3 separate regions of the Homo sapiens genome follow, and regions 1 and 3 are each linked to region 2. The links are chromatin contacts, found by Hi-C or POLR2A ChIA-PET in ENCODE. All regions are on one chromosome and are shown on one strand. Each heading gives the region's core, a stretch centred on a gene start or an enhancer-like site at or near the end of the contact. The rest is flanking DNA. Distances are from core to core; before and after follow the strand shown. Region 1 holds the start of CAMLG (calcium modulating ligand). Region 2 holds the start of IRF1 (interferon regulatory factor 1). Region 3 overlaps JADE2 (jade family PHD finger 2).

Region 1 (3,463 bases), core at 392-2,891, 2.2 Mb after region 2:
AAAAACTTTTTTGAGATGGGGTCTCACTGTGTCACCCAGTCTGGAGTGCAGTGGCCCGATCATTGCTCACTGCAGCTTCAACCTCCCCAGGATCAGGTGATCCTCCCACCTTAGCCTCCCAAGTAGCTGGGACCACAGGCACACGCCACCAAGCCCGACTAATTTTTGTATTTTTAGTACAGTCAGGGTTTTGCCACGTTGGCCAGACTGGTCTCGAATTCCTGGCCTCAAGTGATCCACCCATCTCAGCCCTCACAAAGTGCTGGAATTACAGGCATGAGCCACCGCGCCCAGTCATTTGTTCTGATTTTATTTTATTTATTTCTTTTATATATGTATTTTTGAGACGGAGTCTCCCTCTGTCGCCCAGGCTGGAGTGCAGTGGCATGATCTCGGCTCACTGCAATTTCTGCCTCCCAGGTTCAAGCGATTCTCCTGCCTCAGCCTCCCAAGTAGCTGGGATTACAGGTGCATGCCACCAGGTCAGGCTAATTTTTGTATTTTTAGTAGAGACGGGGTTTTGCCATATTGGCCAGGCTGGTCTCGAACTCCTGACCTCAGGTGATCCGCCTGCCTCGGCCTCCCAAAGTTAGGATTACAGACGTGAGCCACCGCTCCCGGCCTTTTTGTTTTTTTCTTTTCTTTTCCTTTTTTTTTTTTGAGACGGAGTCTCGTTCTGTCGCCCAGGCTGGAGCATCTTTAGCATGCGAGGTGGTCATGAACGACAAGGAGAAAAAACAAGGTGAAGGGGAATGGGGAGTGTTGGCAATTTAGATAGAATGTGCACGAAAGGTTTCAATGGGAAATTCTAATTTGAATAAAAACGCACAAAACGCGAGGAAAGCCTAGGAACACATCAGCCGTATACTTTGCCGTAGAGAAGTTAAGGATGAGGAACAGGCACCAAGAACAAATCCCAGCGTAAGGCTCCCTTTAAGTGCGGCTCCCAGGGTTACGTATTCCCATTGCCTACAGGCGAGGCCGCGGGTCTGTAAACAAGCGACTGCCGCTGCAACCTCCATTTTGCTTCCTGGCACCAAATCTAGGCTGACCTACTTACTGCCATCCCTTTCCCACTCCCGGTTTTCTTTTCTTTCTTTTTTTTTTTCTCGAGACAGAGTCTCGCTCTGTAGCCCAGGCTGGAGAACAGTGGCGCGATCTCGGCTCACTGCAACCTCCGCCTCCTGGGTCCAAGAGATTCTCCTGCCTCAGCCTCCCGAGTAGCTGGGATTACAGGCGCGCGCCACCCCGCCCGGCTAAGTTTTTGTATTTTTAGTAGAGACGGGTGGGGGGAGGGGGGAGGGGGTCACCATGTTGGCCAGGCTACTCTCGAAATCGTGACCTCGTGATCCGCCCGCCTCGGCCTTCCAAAGTGCTAGGATTACAGGCGTGAGCCACCACTCCCGGCCCTGGGTGCTGGTTTTCTTCACCTCCGAGTGAACAGCAGAGGGGGCTGTTGGGTGAGGGCCAGAAGAGTTGGGGAGGCACGAGGGCGTCCAGCGCTGCCCTCACTCAAGATGGCGGCCAGAGCCTCGCGCTTGGTCGCGTGGGGCGGTGCGTGAGTGCTTAGCTCACAGGCTCCGGGACCGCGCTCGGGGGCGGGTCTATAGTGGGAAGGGGACGCGCGCCCTGCGGCCCGGCCTCTAGTCATCGCCCTCGCAGCGGCGGCCAACATCACCGCCACTGCCACCCCTCCCAGACTGTGGACGGGAGGATGGAGTCGATGGCCGTCGCTACCGACGGCGGGGAGAGGCCGGGGGTCCCAGCGGGCTCAGGTCTGTCGGCTTCCCAGCGTCGGGCGGAGCTGCGTCGGAGAAAGCTGCTCATGAACTCGGAACAGCGCATCAACCGGATCATGGGCTTTCACAGGCCCGGGAGCGGCGCGGGTAAGAGCCTCGATTTCCCCTCAGTCTCCCGCCCATCACCTTGAATCTTCAGGGTCATTCTTCCCTCTCCCACCTCCACTCCTCTGACCTTTTTGACCAAGCCTTGCTCTTTGATTTCCTCTCTGTCCCGCCCCTTCGGTGATATCCCAAGTTCTCATCCCTGAACCCCAGGATGTTCCTAGTCGCTCCCCTCAATTTTCCCGGGGCCTCGCCGTGAGATTTTCCCCACCCTGCCTGCAGAGCTCTCACTCCCTCTTCCCAGTTACGTTGAACAGCCCCTTTTTTCCTTAGCCACTCCTCGCCTTTCTTGAAGGGCGCACGTTGTATCCCCAGACTGTCATGTCTACTGCTCCCCTTAGGAAGATGGCTTTCCTTCTTAAGGTTCCAAGTGCTTTTCCTTACAGTGCCTTCTCTAGCGTCTACCTTCTTTTGCCTTTTGCTGTGTAACTCCTGTCCGCCCACATCAGCCTGTCTTTACTGAACTGCCCGCTAGTTCATCCTACGTGTATCAGGGACTCTTGTGCTCATATCCTAGTGTTTGTGTTCAGTGCCGTCAACACTGTCACCTACGGGCCGGCTAGAAAAGGTGGGAAAAGTGAGAGTGAGCATTCTTCAGAGACCCAGCAAGTGCGAAGTGCACACCTGAGAGTTTCCTCTCCTCATGAGGGGATATTGTTGTGATTGATGTCTGGAGCTGCATTTCTAAGGAGAGCGCCTCCTTCCTCCCCCAAACACATGTCCAATGATTTTCTTTAAAAAAAATTTATTTCACGTGAGTATAATTGAGCAATTAGCGCGCCCTAGTGTTATCTAAGTTTCCAGTGTTTCCTTTAGTAATTGGCCTTTAGTCACTGGTCGCAAGCTCCTTATATCTTTGTGACTTTTGTTCTGTAAGGCTTTAGGTGTATAGCTCTGAACTTTTAGGCAGTTCAAATGAGAGGTAAGAAAACCATTTCAAATTCTTCTAGAACAATAGAAGAAACATTTTTCTATCGGGCTATTTATTCTTAAAGCATTATTTATGATCTTACCTGAGGTACTTTCTATATTTTGTTCTTTTGCTTTGAAAATTTTATGTCTTTAAAGGTTGTTTTATTTTTTGAGACAGGGTCTCCCTCTGTAGGCCAGGCTGGAGTGCAGTGGCATGATCATAGCTTACTGCAGCCTCAAACTCCTGGGCTTAAGCAATCCTGCTACCTCAGCCTCCGGAGTAGCTAGGACCACAGGTGTACACCACCATGCCTGGCTAATTTAAAAAAAAATTGTGTGTGTGGAGATGGGGGGGTCTCACTATGTTTCCTAAGCTGGTCTGGAACTTCTGGGCTCAAGTGATCCACCAGCCTTGGCTTCCAAAAGTGCTGGGCTTACAGGATTACAGGTGTGAGCCATTGTGCCTGGCCTTTTTTTTAAAACAAAAACAAAAACAAAACCCCAGAGTAGTGTCTTAAAACTGCTGAAGTGCCTACTAATGGCTGCCTGACTACATAAACAGTAGCTTTGGGATATGCCACACCCTATGCTCATAGGGCACTGGATTCAGAAATCTAATTTTAAAATATAGATTTTAAAAGGCTTTA
Region 2 (3,627 bases), core at 374-2,873:
TTGCTGCTGGAAACTGGAAGTGCCTTCAGGTGGGTGCCCTACCTCAAGAAGGGAAGAAGGCAGGAGTCATGCAAGTGAGGCCCAGGCTGGGCCGTGCACACTCCCTGCATGCAGGACCCACTGGGAGAAACACCTGCTTGTCCCGTTATCACTTCCCTTTTTGAGCTGCATCTGAAGCTTTGGTCCCTCCAGAAGTACATGGGTTAAAACAGTGGCAGGAAAACCCAAAGAGTTACACTCACTTTATTAATCCAGATGAGCCCCGGGATTTGGTTGGAATTAATCTGCATCTCTAGCCAGGGTCTCATGCGCATCCGAGTGATGGGCATGTTGGCTGTAAAGAGAACACAGAGGCTCCAGTCTGGAATCTGTTGAACAGTACCTGGGCAGTGACCTGCCCCACCCGAGGTCACTTAGTTACCCTCCCCTCACCTCAGCCAGCTGCTAGGTACTACACTCAGTGCGGAGGGGAGCTGCGCTGGAATAAAACTGCTCTCCAAATTTTTTCAGCATCTTAGGCAAAAATGCTTTTGCCCCTTCCTTCAGCCCCTCCCAGCCAGTCTCTGGAGGAGACAGGCATGCAAGTGATGGCTTCAGGATTCATATGCAGGAAAAGAGACAAAATGCACAGATACCCTAATTTCAGAACTTTTCGCTCAAAATTCAAATCCTTTGGGAAGGGAGGGACTTCTTTTGCTTGATGCCAAGAAGAAATTCCCTTGACTTGAGTTGTAACCACTAGCTAGCAAAGGGCTAGCCGTCACCCTGAACAGCCCCCTCCCGCCCCCCTGAATCCATTCTACGCCTTCCTGACAGCCACAGCGCCCACAACGCTAAGACCAGGACGCTAACCCTTCCGGCCCGGTTTCCCCTCCTCTGGAGAAGTGGCCCAAGGAACACCTGTGGCGCCTCTTCCCGCAGTCTCCGTAGGTCACGATTCCCTCCAGCCACCTGGGCAGTAAGCCAGCCCTTGCCACCAGCACAGGGAGCCCAAAACCTGTCGCCTGGGCGCGGAGCTGGGACCGCCGAAAGCCGGGAGCACTGGGCGCCCACGCGTGGGCTGACACTCGGTCCCCGGCACGGCGTGTGGATGCGCGGGACGAACATAGCGGGCCACCTACAGGCCCCTGGCGGCTGCGCGCACGCAGATCTGCGAAAGCTGCCGGGCGCCGGCAGCCTCGTCCGGGTGGGCGGTCCACGCCGCGTCCCGCCCTCCCCGCGCCGCGGCCCGCGGCTCGCAGCTCCTCCGGCGCCCCCCGGAGCCCGCGCGGAGGCCCGGGCAACGCCGCGCGCCGGCGAGTCTCCAGCCTGGAGCTTTCGACCCCCCACTTCCTGGTGCCCCGCGCGCCTTTTATTCGACGCCGCCGGTGCCCCGCGCCTCAAAGGCGTACTCACCTCTGCTGCAGGAGCGATTCGGCGGTCGCGCGCGAGGGTCCCGGCGACGCAGGGGCTGCAGTGAGGGCGCGCGGAGCGCGACTCCGAGTGGAAGAGGGAAGAAGGCAGAGGTTGCCGGGTTCTTAAGGCCGCCGGGCACGGCCGGCGTGGACTGGGCACGGCTCCGGGTGGCCTCGGTTCGGCGGGGCTCGGGCGCACGTCTTGCCTCGACTAAGGAGTGGCGAGCTCTGCCAGGGCAGCGGCGCCACCGAGCAATCCAAACACTTAGCGGGATTCCCCAGCCCTGGCCGGCCCCGCCCCCGGACAGCCGCGCGGGCGCCCATTGGCCGGCTGCGTGCCGTCATTTCGGGGAAATCAGGCTGTTGTAGAGCTAGCGGCGAAGGGGAAGTACAGGGCGGCTGCTCCGCCCCACCCTCTCCGGCCGGGCGCCACCGCCCCGGGGCCACCGCGGGCCCGCCCCGAGCGCTCCCAATCCACCCCTGCTCCGGCTTGCCCGGAGGAGGGCTGCCCGGGACAGCCCAGCGCCCCTGGCCCCAGCCTGTCCTCTCACTCCGCCTTGTCCCAGCCGGCTGGCTCCTGGGGCCATCTTTTCACCCTCCTGGCGGGGCGGGGGCGGGGGTATATCTCCCGAACGCAGGTGAGGGGATCGCCCGGGCACTTGCCGCCCTCTCCAGTGGGAACACTGGGCCGAATCTCCCGACTGGCAGCCTGGCTCCTCAAGCTTGCCAGTGGGATATCAAGAAGGGAGGGTTTCAGTCCTAGCACTACCCCTGTTTTTAGGGGTGACCCCCTCCCTCCAGGTCACTCACCTGCCCTGGGGAAGTGAAGAAGGCAGAAAGCCTACCCTGCCCCGTGTGCTGTCTGGGGCTGCTGGACCAGGGGAAATCCCAACTTGGCCGCTGCTGGCACAGCCCCCAAGGGACGCAGGACCTCTGTTTTTCAACCATAAAATAATAGTAGCCCTACCTTGATGGTTTGCTGTGATGGGAAGAGATTGTAAAGCACTATGCTCCACTCGGGCAACAGACGCTGAGTAGTTTTCAAGGTCGCCGTTGCAGGGTCTAATAGTGACCAGGATGACACCCCACCCCTTTTCGGTCTGCCTCCCTGGGACTCCCCCTGGCTGGCTTTAGGGAACAGAGGAGGAGAAGGGGTTCAGAGAAGCCCAGACGGCTGAGTGAGGGTAGGGGTGGGCTAGCTCTGATCCCTCCTAGCACTCTTGCCTCAGGCCGCCTCCAGAGCCTCCCTGTGGCCCGCGTATGGGAGTTCCGCAATGGAAGCATTGCTGTCATCTCTGAGTCCCCAGGGCTTGGCCCAGAGAGGTTCTGGGCAGCATGGAGGAATTAGCTCAGGGCTGATCAACGCCATGGGGCTAGCCAAAGGGTTGGGGAGCCCAGGTCCCATGCTCCTTGGTAAGGCCCCTACTTAACTCTCGCGCACAACTAGTCCCCGCCCCACGTATAGTCCTAGAGACTTGACTGGGTGTTCATTTTCCATCCAAAACTCTGGCCCAGGAGGCTTCTTCCTTCATCTCCCTAAAGCTCCTGCAGAAGTAAGTTACTCTCCCAGGCGTGTCATTTCCTTCACCCCAGCTCTCCCTCCAGGGCAGCACCCCATTTTGCAGGCTATAAATAGACACACCCATGCAACATTCGACTTGCCAGTCACTCTACCTCCCTCCCGTAGAGGAAATGCATGGGTTAATCCCATTCTGGCGCATTGCAATCTGAGTGCTGTGACCAATGCCAAACCTGGTTCCCAGGATACCAGCAGGAATGGGCAAAACTGTCTACCAGATAGAGGTGGGTCAGGAGCTAGGAGAGGAAAGGAGGTAGGAGAAACTGAGGAAGGAACCTAACTGAGTGTTAAGCAAAGTGGAGGGCAATGACACTCTGGAATGGAAAGGTGGGTTTTGGGGTACTTTAAGTGACAAATGGAAGTGGGGACTTGCTACAGGGACCAAGACCTTCTGAGCAAGAATAAGAGAAAACAAGTGACCCCTGAGTCGTGGGATCCTTTCTTGGTACAGCAAATAGATGCTTGTCCTTCCCCTGAGAACCTGACACATCCACTGGAAAATTCAGGATGAGATTAGGGAAAGGAAGTTTGCATCTTTGTGGTCTGATAAGTTGACCACAGTGACCCTGTGAAGGCAACAGGACACTATAAAAAATGCTTTAAAACAAAAACTTAATTTTAATTCACAGATACAGGTATAAATATACCCGTATA
Region 3 (3,236 bases), core at 613-3,112, 2.1 Mb after region 2:
CCACTGTGCCCCCTAGTACCTGTACTTTTTTAACAAGACCTGCTATTGGGATCCAGGGTTAAGAACAACTGCCATAGGCCCGGTGCGGTGGCTCATGCCTGTAATCCCAGCACTTTGGGAGGCCAAGGCAGGCAGATCACTCTAGGTCAGGAGTTCAAGACCAGCCTGGCCAACATGGTGAAACCCTGTCTCTACTAAAAAAAATTTTAAAAATTAGCTGGTCATGGTGATGCACACCTGTAATCCCAGCTACTCAGGAGGTTGAGGCAGGAGGATCACTTGAGCCCAGGAGGCGGAGGTTGCAGTGAGCCGAGATTGCACCACTGCACTCCAGCCTGAGCTACAAAGCAAGACTCTGTCTCAAAAACAAAAAAAAGCAAAAAAAGCAAAAAGACAACTGCCATAGACTTTTCCCTTCCCTTTGCCTAAAACAGGAGTTCCTGGCTTGGTTGTTCCCTGGAAGCTTCTTTGAGTATTTTTGAGGGGGTGGGGAGTGGAAGCTGTGGCTAGGTTGAAGGAGAGGGAGGGAGGCTCTCCAGCCTGGTTCAAAGATCTAAGCAACGTCAGGGAGTGTGGGTGGGGGCAGTCCACCACTCCATGTCCTTCCCACAGGGGCTGGGGAATTAACAAATTTTTGCCCCACCCCGGACTTGCCGGAGGTGTGAAGGACAGTTCTGGGAGAGACCTGGAGGCCAGCCGCATGTTTTGGAGGGCTACTGTTTGAGGTAGTGTCCTCCTCTGGCCTGGGCAGAGACACAGGCGGAAGGGCAGGCCAAGCGGTGGGGGTTTCCCCAAGCAGGCTGTCTTGAGGTAGAAAGCTGCATTTTCAGGAAGTCAGAGTCCCCAGAAGTCAGCCAGTGGGCAGAGGCCTGGGTCTCTGGACCGGGAGCTGCTGATGCTGATCAAAATCAGCAAGTGCTTAAGAGTACCTAGTGGGCCTAGCTCAGTGCTGGGGACAGAAAGCACAGGCCCTGTCCCTGGGGAGCTTGTCCTTTGTCAGCAGGATGCAGGTGCTACACAGGAAGGTGTCTGTTATGGGAGGTGCAGCCTGGCTTTGCCAAAACACCCAGGCTTTGCCCGAGGACATCTGTGACCCCAGGCGAGTGAGCCTCAGAGCCCTTATCATAGAGTTCTGCCCTGGGTCCTCCCAGGGAGTTGATGATCTGTAGATGTGACTCCTTCCCGAGACTCATGGAGCCCTGGGGGGTGAAGGGAACCCCAGAGGTGAGTGGGGCAGGAGGTGGGGAGTGTCGGGTAAAGCAGGCCACCCTGAGCTGGAAGCCTGGATGGTGGGAGTGGGGATTCAGCTGTCAGCTCCTCTATAGGCTGTGGTGACAAATTAGTACATCCCTAGTTGCATGTACCACTGAGGCCCTTCACCAATGTGTAGCACTTAGTCCCTGGGGAAGGGGCCTGAGAGAAGCCTCTGCTGCCAGCAAGAGGGTGTCCCCCAGACCCAGTGTCCTTGAAAGTCCCTCTATATGGAGTGCCACCCCCCACTCCCCCAAAAAACACAGCGAGTGGAGATGCAGCTTCTTAGCTCAACCCATGCTTTTAAAAATGGAATCCTCCTTCTACCCTGGGTGAAGGGTAAAGACAGGGGTGGCCAGATTGTGTTGGGGCTCCAAACCACAGGATAAATAAGATGCCTTCTGAGGAGCAGAGGTGTTATCCAGATGTTTGAAATGCCATTTTATAGTAGAACAATGAAGGCGTATGGTACAGTAAAATGCAAAATGCCCATAATTTGATAGATAAAACAGGAGAATCCAAAAAAAGGTTTTGTGCTTGCCCTTGTGGTTTTGAGCCAAGTTTCCAGCCCACCAGCAGTTCCTTTGCTACCCTGTGAGGCAGGCGGGTTGGGGCGAGCCCTTCCGCTAGGCTAAGTGCCTGCTTTCTGAGACTCACACTGCCTTTCTCTGGGGTGGGGGGCAGGATCCACTTCTATAGTTGGAAACGTTGCTGCTCCGCCAGCTGGAAGGGCCTCCTGGCCTCTGGGACTTGTCTTGCAAAAGAAATGTGTGTAATAAATTCTCTTTAAGAGCAGGAAGTGCTGTTATCCTCATGAAAATAAAAGAAAGAGACGTTGAGTGGGGTTTTTTTTTTTTTAAGTGTCTTACGAACTTAGCCTAGTGGTAGCTTGCAACACAACTGGGCAGGGGGTAGCTATTCTCATAGCCCTTCTTTCGTGTTTTATACTGAATTTTAACTGCATAAGTTTGCTCTTGGCTGGGAAACTCTTTATCAGGTTCCGGCCCAGAAAAGATTTTTTAAAAGAAGAGCCCTCTGTGTCTTGCAAGCAGTATTGCTGTGGTTAAAGGACAGTGGGGACCTCACACAAGTGGTTTCACCTTTCTGAATCTCAGTCTCCACATCTGTAAAATGGGGGTAATATGAATTAGGAGCCACGATATATGTAAAACTTTAACATAATACCTGACATGCCTTAACAGGGCAATTACCTTTCTCTGTTAGCTGTCATTTCTAATGAGATGAGGTGCTCAGAAAACAATTGTGATGAGGTTGGCTCTTTAAGTACAGACCTTCAAACTTTCCTTGAGGGGTGAGGAAGAAGGCACCACTTCCAGCTCTACGTTGGGACTTTTGGTGTAGACAGATGTCCAGGAGAGATTGTCCTGGCCAAAGCCATTTTAATTGGCTTTGGGACAGTGACCAAGACCAGTTTCTCAGTTTCACCTGGAAGAATCCTGCCAGCCTCCTGCCTCTTCTCTCCCTGCTAAGACAGGGCAGGAAAGTTTAGTCATACTTCATACAAATCCTGGGATTCATTCATTCATTCATTCACTGACTCTTTACACAAGCATTTCGTTTTTTGTTTTTTTGTTTGTTTGTTTGTTTGTTTGTTTGTTTTGAGACAGGGTCTCCCTCTGTCACCCAGGCTGGAGTGCAGTGGCATGATCTCAGCTCACTGCAGCCTCTACCTCCTGGGCTCAGGCAGTCCTCCCGCTTGAGCCCCCCAGGTAGTTGGGACTACAGGCAAGCCACCATAACTGGCTAATTTTTGTTCCACAAGCATTTCTTGAGTACCTGCTGTGTGTCAAACACTGTGCCAAAAGCAGGCACAGTGATAAACAGGACATATGCAGTCCCTGTCTTCTTGCAGCTTGACTATTAGAAGAGATGGACATTAAAAATATAATTGCACAAATAGGCTGGGCGTGGTGGCTCACACCTGTAATCCCAGCACTTTGGGAGGCTGAGGTGGGTGGATCACT

Evidence for each region. A loop is a pair of places that touch in the nucleus more often than their neighbours do. ChIA-PET counts read pairs that join two places held with the same protein, here RNA polymerase II (POLR2A). Pooled maps may share reads with other maps.
Region 1: a loop to region 2 is called in a pooled map, with 7 times the contacts of the local background. The contact joins the promoter of CAMLG here to the promoter of IRF1 in region 2. A Hi-C loop is called at or near these places in 5 of 50 pooled maps. POLR2A ChIA-PET finds 5 or more read pairs at or near these places in 2 of 52 experiments (MCF 10A and naive thymus-derived CD4-positive, alpha-beta T cell).
Region 3: a pooled map shows a loop between it and region 2 (3-fold over the local background). The contact joins the enhancer-like site here to the promoter of IRF1 in region 2. A Hi-C loop is called at or near these places in 2 of 50 pooled maps. POLR2A ChIA-PET finds 5 or more read pairs at or near these places in 2 of 52 experiments (B cell and activated B cell).

The regions. Positions count from the first base shown.
Region 1 is chr5:134,736,907-134,740,369 of GRCh38, forward strand. It overlaps CAMLG (calcium modulating ligand), which reads left to right and starts at 1,642. Exons shown (of 4, transcript NM_001745.4): 1 at 1,642-1,886. The coding sequence starts at 1,715. RefSeq lists an enhancer at 1,230-1,279.
Region 2 is chr5:132,489,150-132,492,776 of GRCh38, forward strand. It overlaps IRF1 (interferon regulatory factor 1), which reads right to left and starts at 1,624. Exons shown (of 10, transcript NM_002198.3): 1 at 1,396-1,624; 2 at 243-334. The coding sequence starts at 329. RefSeq lists silencers at 456-505, 1,036-1,315, 1,576-2,025 and enhancers at 497-1,144, 2,166-2,305, 2,439-3,084, 2,576-2,785, 2,826-2,875.
Region 3 is chr5:134,543,315-134,546,550 of GRCh38, forward strand. The region is part of intron 3 of JADE2 (jade family PHD finger 2); the gene reads left to right. Among named protein-coding and RNA genes, the nearest start is that of JADE2, 19 kb to the left of the region's middle. RefSeq lists enhancers at 287-386, 487-716, 817-1,086, 1,147-1,246, 1,507-1,846. Within about 2 kb of position 1,863, at least 20 of the 41 ENCODE cell types and tissues checked have a DNase peak (open chromatin) inside an H3K27ac peak, as active enhancers do; they include B cell, where a contact is called at or near this core.